Linked DNA regions of Homo sapiens: region 1 is linked to region 2. Evidence: read pairs that join two places in POLR2A ChIA-PET (ENCODE). Cell type or tissue: MCF 10A. All regions are shown on one strand. Each heading gives the region's core, and the rest is flanking DNA. Links, peaks and the distances in the headings are about the cores only. Region 1 holds the start of HIF3A (hypoxia inducible factor 3 subunit alpha). Region 2 overlaps PPP5C (protein phosphatase 5 catalytic subunit).

Evidence for each region. Peaks named below come from ENCODE experiments on the same cell type or tissue, not always from the same donor. Only the 100,000 strongest peaks of a DNase experiment are listed, where the experiment ranks them.
Region 1: POLR2A ChIA-PET joins it to region 2 with 22 read pairs; 7 of 35 experiments call an interaction of 5 or more read pairs at or near these places.

Annotation. Positions count from the first base shown.
Region 1 is chr19:46,296,806-46,302,132 of GRCh38, reverse strand. HIF3A (hypoxia inducible factor 3 subunit alpha) reads right to left here and starts at 5,091. Exons shown (of 15, transcript NM_152795.4): 1 at 5,031-5,091. The coding sequence starts at 5,056. In MCF 10A, for the core only: no CTCF peak of the experiment used is centred there; DNase peaks (open chromatin) are centred at 1,132 and 2,982.
Region 2 is chr19:46,371,076-46,376,440 of GRCh38, reverse strand. It overlaps PPP5C (protein phosphatase 5 catalytic subunit), which reads right to left. Exons shown (of 13, transcript NM_006247.4): 3 at 690-837. Among named protein-coding and RNA genes, the nearest start is that of PPP5C, 27 kb to the right of the region's middle. In MCF 10A, for the core only: a CTCF peak has its summit at 3,430 (motif pointing left); DNase peaks (open chromatin) are centred at 2,370, 2,930 and 3,360.

The sequences.
Region 1 (5,327 bases), core at 328-5,327, 74 kb after region 2:
AAAACAAAAAAAAGACAAAAAACAAATTAACAAAAATAGGCAAAATAAAAAATTATTATATGATGTGTTACATCTACTATATTGTATATATAATCTAGTGTAGTATATGGTATATATAGTCTCATCTACATTTATATTGATAAATATTACTATTAGTAATAGGCAGCTGTCATTTGCTAAGCATTTATGTGCTTGCCACTGTACTATATATTCTACATGTATTCATCCAATCCTCAGGGGACCCCTAGGAGGGAGCCATTTCATTTTTTATTTATTTTTTAATTTTTAATTTTTAATTTTTTTTTTTTTTTGAGACGGAGTTTCACTGTGTCAGCCAGGCTGGAGTATAATGGCACGATCTTGGCTCACTGCAGCCTCCGCCTGCCGGGTTCAATTCTCCTGCCTCAGCCTCCCGAGTAGCTGGGATTACAGACATCTGCCACCACGCCCGGCTAATTTTTGTATTTTTAGTAGAGACGGGGTTTCGCTATGTTGGCCAGGCTGCTCTCGAACTCTTGACCTCAAGTGATCTGCCCACCTCAGCCTCCCAAAGTGCTGGGATTACAGGCGTGAGCCACCATGCCCGGCGGAGGGGGGCATTTTAAACTTCCACTTTACAGTGGGGAAACAGCTTCTGAAAGGTGAAGTCCTTGCCCAAGAAGCCCCAAAGCCAACAACTGGCTGAGCTGGGATTTGAATCTGGGCGGTGAGTTTCCAGTCTTCAGGCTTTTTCTCATCCCCTCCTTGGGACCCATCCGAGGGAAGCAGAACCTCTAGGAGGGGACACTGTCCCTTCTTAAATTCAAGAGCAGAGGGTGCTTCTGGGGTGGCATCAACCCCAGCCTCAGGCAAGAGACCTGCGGCCCCACCCCCCAGGGCAAGGGGATATTTTCCTGTCTGGAGACAGAAGGAAAATAAAATCCTCAGTACAGCAGGGAGGGAGGCACAGAAGGGGGCAGTTTGGATGGAGGGTTGGAGCAGGGGAGATACGGCCCCTGTCCCCGTCCCCTCCTTCCTGGCTGGTGGGGGCAGGGGCCTCAGTCCTGCCTGCCTGAGAGGACATTCCGTCCTGTTCTGTTCCAGCCCTGTTTGTCTTCCTGCCCAGAGGGTGGGGGCGAGAGGGCCTCACGGAGCTGGGGGCCCGACAGGGAACAGGGAGTGGGAACTGGCAGGGAGGTGGGGCCAGTGCCCCACCTCCCAGGCAGCTGGGCTCTGTAATCCTCTGTGGCTGGGCTGCTTCTTCCATAGAAGGAGCCAGCTGGTGGCTGCGGAGGGACCCTCCTTCCAGCTCCCAGCCTGCCCTCTGGATGTTCTACTGGGAAGTGTGGGTCTTTCCCATTACACAGACTGGGGGCTAGTTCCTCTGGCTCAGGGTTCCAATCCTGACTCTACTACTTATCAACTCCACTACTTATAAGCTACTACTTACAAGCTCCACTACTTACAAGCTGTGTGACTGCTTATAAGCTGTGTGAACGTAATCTTGCTCTGTTGCCCAGGCTGGAGTGCAGTGGCTTGATCTTGGCTCACTGTCACCTCTGCCTCCCAGTTTCAAGCGATTCTCCTGCCTCAGCTTCCTGAGTAGCTGGGATTACAGGCTCCTGCCACCATGCCTGGGTAATTTTTGTATTTTTAGTAGAGACAGGGTTTCACTATGTTGGCCAGGCTGGTCTCGAACTCCTGACCTCAGGTGATCTGTCTGCCTCGGACTCCCAAAATGTTGGGATTACAGGCATGAGCCACCGCGCCCGGCCAAGGTTAGACTTACTGTTCTCCCTCTGTGCGTATCAGAGATGGAAAGCATGGGCTTAGGAGCTTCTTGGGCTTTACAGTAACCTGTGGATTACTCTACACGCCCCATAGTGTGGTGTGTGCATGCAATTACATACATGGTTTTTACACAAGCATCTTAAAAGGAGGATTAAATAACAGTGATACTGTAATAATGATAGCATTGGTGTGTTGAACACTCACGGAGCTAGAGAACCCATTAAGTCCTTACTACTACCCTATTGAGCAGGAGAAGTGATCTCTCCTTTTAAAGAGGCAGAAACTGAGATTTGGAGCAATGGCATCCCCAGCCCAAGTAACCCAGCGCCCTCCATTGACACTGAACTATGTTCAACCACTTCTCAGTGAATCCGACCATGTTCCTGCAATGACTTTCCCCATTTTCCGGATGAGGAAGCAGGCCCAAAGAGGTGATGAAACTGAAGCCACACAGCTTTTAGTAGCAGAGACAGGATTCAAGCCAGGTCTGTCTACTCTGACTTGAGCTCAGTTTGTGGCACACCTGTTGGGTGTCCCGCCCCCCACCGTCTGCTTCCTCACTACTGGCTCCTCATCTTGATCTGGGGTGGTGGAAAGGGAGTGTGATACCCAGTTTTCTTTTTTTTTTCTATTTTTCTATTTTTTTTTTTTTTGCGACAAGGTCCGGCTGTGTTGTCCAGGCTGGAGTGCAGTGGCCTGATCTTGGCTCATTACAACCTCTGCCTCAGGCTCAAGCCATCCTCCCACCTCAGCCTCCTGAGTAGCTGGGACTACAGACACTCACCACCATGCCTGGCTAATTTGCTTACTTCTAGTATAGATGAGATTTTGCCATGTTGCCCAGGCTGGTCTTGAACTCAAGCAATCCGCCCACCTCAGCCTCCCAAAGTGCTGGAATAACAGGCCTGAGCCACCGCACCCGGCCTGCCCGTATTTCCAGGATCTGAAAGTGAGGCTCAGAGCGGCAGTCACTGACACAATTCCACACCACCAGGAAGTGGGTGAGATGGGATTTGAACCCTGTCTTTGGGCCCTGTGCTCTTGGCAGGTGTGGCCCCCACCCAAGAGGCCCCTGCCCCACCCCTCTTTTGCCTAGCAGCCTCGGTCCCTTCCCCCGTCACACCCCTGCTGCCTCCAGATCGCCCCAGCTGGCCCCATGCCCAGCCCTGGTCCAGCCCCCTGGCACTCTGCCCAGCTTGGGACGTGCAGCTGGAACCCTGCCACCCTTCCTCCGTGTTCCAGCCAAGAACAGGGGGTGGGGCCAGGGCCTGGCGGGCTCAGGGTGAGGCCTGAGAATGGGGGTTGGGGCCCAGTGCCCCCCTCCAACCAGGAAGGAGAGAAGTTCACCTCTTCCCTGCCCTGAAGAATTTGCCACCCATGAGGAAGGCATAATAAAAGCAGGCAGTCCCTGCCCACATTCAGGGCTACTTCTGGGCTTTTCTATTCTGACACCCAGCTGGGTATTGGGGGGGGGCGTCTTACGAAAAGCACAGAGGATTTGGTGGGTGGGGGTTTAGGTTGTAGCTGGGCAAGGATGCCTTTTGGCATTGCAGAGAGGTGTCCTGAGAGACCAGAGGCAGGGTTTGGGTTTGCAAAGGGACTTGGCATGGGGGTCTGGGGGAGTCTCTCTGCCCCCCGACTCTGCCTGTTCTCAAGGACATGGTAATCTGGTAGGGTGCTGGTCCCCAAAATCCTATCTTCTCCGGGAATACTACCTCACTGGGCACTCTGGGCTGCAAGCCGTACCCACCAGGGACTTCCCAAGAGCATCCTTGGCCACAGTGGGATGGCAGCCAGCCCCAGCTAGAGGAAGGGAAGGGGGAAAGGAGGTGTTGGGGGCCCACTCACCATCGCCCAGGCCCCCGTTGGCTGAAGGGCCATCCAGGGGGTGCAGGAGGGGATGCGGTGCAGCCAGGACCCGGGTGCGAGTTACGAGTGGGTGCGCACGGCGGTGAGATGACTCCACAGGAAAGGGCCGGCCTTGGGTGGGGAGGGGGGGCACCCGAGCTCAGCCAAGAGGGGCCCCCACCCAGCCAGGAGGGGGCGCTGAGAGGGGCGGAACGACAGCTGGCCCAAAAGGGGTGGGATAGAGTTCCTTGTTAGGCCCAGAGCCAGGGCCTGGAATAGAGTAGGGGACAGGGGAGAGGATGGGGGCGGTTAGAAACATGGGGTGTGCATGGATCCAATCAGGCCTGAGAAGCCAGGGAGGAGGGAAGGGGGTGAGGCTTACTGGGTGCCTCACATTGGACAGGGAAAGCTGAGGACCTAGAACATTTTCCAGGGTCCCATGGGAACATGGCCAGATAAAACCCCCCGGCAGCGGCCCCAGGGCACAGGTTCCCCTGTGTTCCAGCAGAGCTGCACCTGCTGGGCAAGTGAACCCAGAAACCCACCCTCTGCCCGGGATGACCCCATCTGAGTACTGCGGCAGGGGGCGTTCCCATCACAGCCTGCAGGCTCACAGCACCCTGCCATGGAGTCTCCCCAAAATAAAGCTTGGATGAGGCTCCCCTGTCTCTCAGGATGGGGGTGCAGGGGTGAGATGAGGGGCTGGACTTTGGGAAGTGGGTCCAGCTTGTTTCCCTGTTATTTAAGGGGGTGACTCTGGCTTTTGAAAGGATACAAAAAGTCTCTTGGGAAGGGTCCCAGACGGCTTCTGAAAGGGGCTCCCCTCTGCCCATTTCTAGGGAAACCCAATGTTTAGGAGACTGTGTCAGGAAGCATACTATTAGAGGAGATCTCTCCTCTCTTGAACTCAGGAGCTGAATGCCATTCCAAGGGACTCCCTATATGTGGGAAGGCTCCATTTAGGGGTATCCCATATCACCTAGGATCCCAGGCACCTGGTGGCAAAGAATACCCTCAATTTTGGGGGGTTCAGAGGCCAGAGGGATCAATATGTGGAGGGCGAATATCTCCCGCAGAAGCCTGGGGACTGCTCAAATGCAATCACCCCTAATTTATCAGGAATCCCAAGTTCCACCCCCAACCAGGAGGGTAAATGAGCCTTGGGTAGCGAGAAATCGGGAACCCCGAAGCCGCTCTTGGCCAGAGGGGCGGGGCAGCCAGAGACGTAGGGAATCCCCCACCCCTGCAGTCCCTAAGGGTGGAGAGTGCGGTGGGGATGTGCCTCCAACTGCGCGCCCCGGGGCGTTCTTGGCTCGCACCCGCGAACCCCACCCCCCCCAACAATCCAGCTCAGGGGTCTCCAGGAGGAGAGCCCCCCAATTCCCAGAACTCCTGCCCCCGAACTTCAGTACCTTGCGCGCTGCAGCCCCAGCGCCATGGCTCGCCAGTCGCCGCTCCGGAGCCCTCGGAGGCCCCTAGCCCCCTCCCCGGCCTTGCGAGCCCCCTCCCCAGCTCCTCCCCACGCCGCGCGGTTGGCTGTGCCACGCCAGGCCTGAGGCTCTGATTGGGCAACGGTATGTCACTCCTGAAAAGGAGGCGGAACCAGAGGGAAAGACTTGGAAAGGCAAGGGGGGGATACCGTGTAATACACACCCCCCAACCACGCCCCTCGCCGCGGACTTCCTCGGCAGTGTATCCCGCACCGTCGG
Region 2 (5,365 bases), core at 214-5,213:
CAACGGGACACGAGAGTCAGTGACCACAGCCACTATGAGGGAGAAGGGGGTCTCGCTCCCAGGGATGGGGAAAACTTGGGTGTGGACACACAGGTCGAGAGCGGGACAGAGTGAGTGAAGAGTCCCCTCCTGGGTCAGGTCTGGCCCAGAGGCCTCTTCCTGACCTCCCTGTCTTCCTTCACCCACCCCCCTTTACTCTATTCAGTTTTATGGCACTTAGCACTATTCATTTCATGACTTATTCATCATCTTATCTCCCTCCTAGAATATCGGCTCCATGTGGACAGGAAGGGTTTTGTTCATAGCTGTACCCCTAGTGCCTAGGACAGTGCCGGGCACATAGGAGATGCTCAATAATCATCTGTGGGATGATCCACAACAATCCCTTGGATCTTCTCAGCACCTAGAGGTGAATCAGACACAGCCTGTGGGGACTGTGCTACTACCCGGAGGAAGGGCCCGTGAAATGGCAGGGGGACCATGGCTCTCCAATCTCGCTCACTGGGAAGCGTGAGGCCCAGCTTTGGGCTGTGGATGGAGCGCCCTGGAACACAGGCAGAGGAGCGACAGACACCAGCCTGGGGACAGAACAAGGGGCCACCCCTGAGCCCAACCCCACCCCCAGGGAATGGAGAAGGCCCGTGTGGAATGTTCTGGGCTGGAGCGTGGAGCATCCAGGCCTGACTCACTCATGCTCTCGATGTCCAGCGAGTCCACCACGGAGCGCTTGTGCTCGTCGCCCGCGATGGCCCGCTCAAAGGCCTTCTGCTTCACGATCTTGTTGCACTCCTGGTATTTCATTTTGGCATCCTTGTCATGGGGCTTCACCTTGACCACCTGGGTGGGAGGGAAGGGGCGTGCACACTGAGGCTGAGGTGGGGGCACAGCGGTTGCCCCCAGGCTGCCCAGCCCTGGGTTCCATGAAAGTGGAAGTCAGACCGCCTGGGCGCCAGGTGCTGATGGTGCAACCCTAGACGTATTTAACTGCCGAGCCTTGGTTTCTGCACCCCAAAACTGGGCACAGCAAAGCTGCCCGCATGGGTGCACTTCATCAATCTTAGCTATGAGCGCGCTAAAATCAAACAACTGCCTGTCTGAGGACTGCGGGCTCAGCTTCAGGTGCCCTGTGAGAATCCCTGTGGGGTGAGCAGCATCCCAAGCACAGGTCCTGATGCTACTATCGTGACTACCAAGGTGGCGGAGCATGAGAGGAAGGGCCCGGCTGGGTCTACGGTCACAGAACAGCCCAGACTCACACAAAGGGCCAATGACTTGCTGGACGACATGGACTCCCCAAGCCCAGGTTACCTAATCTCTAACAGGGAGGTGACACAGGGCTCCCCTGCCAGGGCTGTGGGAAGGAATAAGTAACACAGGGGGCCCGGCATGCAGCAGGGGCAGGTGGGCAGCAGCACCGAGTGCTGTTACTTCCCTCCCTCACACTCTGGGGAGGCCCAGGACAAAAGATTTCCCTGTTTTGTCCACTGAAGAGAGGAACTGAGGGTCACAGATCCCTGAGACCGGGTTCAAATCCCAGCTCTGCAAGTCATGAGCTGGGTGACCTCAGGCAGGTGAGTCTGCCTCTCTGTGGCTCAGTTTCTCTCTGAGGTGGGACTGAGAACCATATATATCTCCCTCAAGAGGGCCACTGGGAGAGCTGCATGGGTGAATGCTTGTGAACCCTGCACAGTGGTGCCAGGTGAAAGGAAACTCCACGTGGGCGCCCACTGCTCTTCACGGTCCCCCTTCTGGGGCTGCTGCGCTGATGACCAGATCATACACAATAGGCATGGGGCGTTCAGCTTTGGGACATAGCAAGTTCCCAGTGAAAGGAGCCCTATCCCCGCAACCTTATTTACCCCGATTCCTGCAAACTCTGATCTTCTAACCTGAAAAGCAGACTGGATTTGGGGGCTGGATTCAGATCCTGGCTCTGCTACTTACTTGCCATGTGACTTTGGGCAAGTGACTTCACCTGTTTAGTCACGTAGACCCCCGTCTGACCTGCCCACCATCCTTAGCCTCCCCAGGAGCAGACCCCCGTATCTCCTGTGCCAGAGGACAGACTGGGAGGTCCCAGGGCCGGCCCTCAAGGAGCAGGGGTGGCCTCTGGTGGAAAGCCTGGCAGCGTGACTCAGAAACCTCCACAGAGACACCCACTGACCCCTGCAGGTTGGTGTGACAGAAGCAGGGGGTGAGGCTCATCCATGCTGGAAACAGGTGTGTGCGCCAAGCGGGGTGAGAAGAGCCCAGGCCCAGCAGGCCACGGCCTCCTCCCTGTCTGGGCAGGCCTAGGGCACCCTGCCAGGCAGCTCCACCTGGGCTGTGGGTGGGTGTAAGGCAGGGGAGGAAGACAGTGCCAGGCAGCCCCTGGCATCCTTCCCAATGAGGAGTGGTTATGTGCCCACACCCGGCTGGCATCCAAACCAGCATGTGGCCTGGCCCATGCGGCTCCTCCCACCCCTCTATACCTCCCAGCCAGACCACTCATGTCCCCGGCATGCTGGCTCCAGGCCTTTATGCAGGCTGCCTCTGCCCAGAGCACCTCATTTGCACCTCCAGCTCCTCCTCCAGGTCTCAGCCCCACTGATCCCTCCTCTAGGAAGCCCCAGAGGCTGGGTCAGGCACCCCCTCTGGGCTCCCAAAGGCCCCTGGGCTCCCTTGTTCCAGCCGTGAGCCCTGCTGGTTCGGAACCGGTCTGTCCACCCCGCTGGAAGGTGGCCCTGTGAGGGCAGGGCTGAGGCTCAGCCATAGCTGTGCGTGCAGCAGTCAATGAATTTCCCTTCCCCCCTTTCTCCAAAGAAATGAATGAGTGACTGAGCATTTCCTCCCCGCCAGTCTCCTGTTCTCCAGGGGTGGGCGGGCTGGGAAGGCAGATGAAGGCAAACAATGACAGCGCAGGGAGGAGAAAGGGAGTGGGAATACCAACAGTGGCAGCGGCAACAATAATAATACACAGCTCACTTCTAGAGCACTTACTATGTGCCTAATATTGTGTAAGCAATTCACTTGCTCATTTATCCTCCATGCACCTCTACATGGCAGTGTTTTCACAATCCTCATCTGACAGACAAGAAAACCAAGGCCCGGGGAGGTGAAGTCACCCACCCAGGAAGCCAGGATTCCCTTCTCTCCCAGGCGAAACTGCGCCAAAGCCCAGGCTCCTGATTTCCGCTATGCACGCTGGGATGGGCTCCCCTTCCACCACCTCCCCTCCCTGCCTGGGCCTCTCGTCCCTGGGGCACACTGCATGCCCTCCAGGGAGGCAGCGTGGGGCAGTGGTTATGAGCCTGGGCTCTGGGACTAGGCCTCCTGGGTCTGAATCCAGGCCTGCCAGGACAGGCGGCCTCACATCTCAAGCCTCCCTCAGTTTCTAGAAAGTAGGGGTGGTGCCAGCACCCCCTGGAGGATTGTCGTGAGAACTTAATGCCAGGCAGCAGCAGGCAAGTGCTCATCCCAAGGCCTGCTGCTACTGTAGCTGCTGCGACACGCAAGGTCTAGCTGGGACAGTGAAGATGCCCTGCTGGGCTCCTGCTCCTGAGGAAGGTCATTCAGTCCAGACCAGAAGGGACTCAGCTCCTGAAGGCCCACCGGGTCAGAACTTCACACTGAACTTTTTTTTTAAAGTGGCAGTTGGATTGTATCAAGGTCAGTATTCTGACTGTGATATTTATGTAGTTATGCCAGATATACCTTTAGGGAAAACTGGGATTTCTGCATTACTTCTTACAACTGCAGGTGAATCCACAGTGCTAAGTAAACAAGTTGTTTCTAAAAGCATTATCTTCGTCAGCGAGTACTCATGGGTAATGATGTCTGGAGCTGGTGAAATGGTAACACAGGTTCACAATCCCCGAAGAAGCCCTGGGGGCTGCGTGTATTTGGGGATTGGGAATTTTTTGGATTTTAGTAAGGTGATTTGGTAGATGGCCGGGTGTGGTGGCTCACACCTATAATCCCACCACTGTGGGAGGCTGAGGTGGGAGGATCACTTGAGCTCAGGAGTTCAAGACCAGCCTGGACAACATAGTGAGTCCCTATCTCTAGAAAAAAATAACAACAACAACAAAAAGCTAGCCAGGTATGGTGGTGCATGCCTGTAGTCCCAGCTACTTTGGGGGGCTGAGGTGGGAGGATTGCTTGAGCCCAGGTAAGGCTGCAGTGAGTCATGATTGTGCCATCACACTCCAGCCTGGGTAACACAGTGAGATTCTGTCTCAAAAAAAAACCAAAACAAAACAATACAAAAAAACCCACATGATTTTGTGTACATGCTCTATCATAGGACACCCCCAGCAGGTCCAAGGCAGTACCTAGTAATCACAAGCACATACACGGCCATTTCTGCAGCAAAACCTCCAGACATGCCACTGGAGAGTAATCAAGACCATCAGCAGCTTCTTAGTAGTTCAGGTCAGGTTTTGCCACTGAACGAGCTGCCCAAACTTACCAGAACAACTGTTCTTCAGAACTGCTTGGGTTTTAAAACTAAGGGTGAGGGATTATAGAGCAGCATCAAGATCCCACATGGAGTGGACCCACAGTACAAGGTGTAACAGGGCATTCTGAATATCTCCAACATGCAGACAATGAGCAGCAGCCCAGAAGGGAGCCGTGCCTGCCTGAGGCATGCAGGCAGCTGGGGGAAGTCAGGTTTCCAGGGCAGGAAATGCCGCTGCTAGTGACAGCCTGAAGCCTGACATAAGGGTTTTTACCCTAGTGGGTTAGTTTCTGGTGAATGAGTTTGGCAAGTCATACCCAGCATTCTCTGTATAATAAGTCAGAGAGACCACCAAGGTGCACTGCCTGAGCTAAGGGTGAGTGCTGTGCCGAGAAACTCGGACCCGCTGCGCCTGCCCTGCTTATGGCCTGACTCTGGGACAAAGCTGCCACCTCCTGGCTGTGCAACCTCAGTGGAGTGAGCTACCCTCTGGGCCTTGGTTTCCTCACCTATAAACCAGGGACAAAGAGAGTCTCCACTGCGCAGGGTAGCCGTGAAGATGAAATGAGTTATATTACTGCATGAAGGTCACACCCTGGGCCCTGGCGAGCGCTGGATGAAATAGTGGTTGTGACTATTCCTGTTACTTTCACAGATCCATGCTGTAGGTGTACAGGCACTAGTATCCGCTTGCAAGGCAACACGCATTTCTAACTGACTGTGCTGGACTCTGATGTAAGGAACCCAAAGCCACAGAACAAAAATCAGGAGATCCCAGGAAGGGCCAGGGAGCACAGAGGGAGTCCCCCAGATCCGGCCTAGGTTTGCACCCAAGTTCCAAGCATAGACAGGAAAGAACATAGGTGGTGTCTTCCGGAAAAGGACCCCGTGAGGGACATCCATCATGAGAGTCAGGGTTCTCCA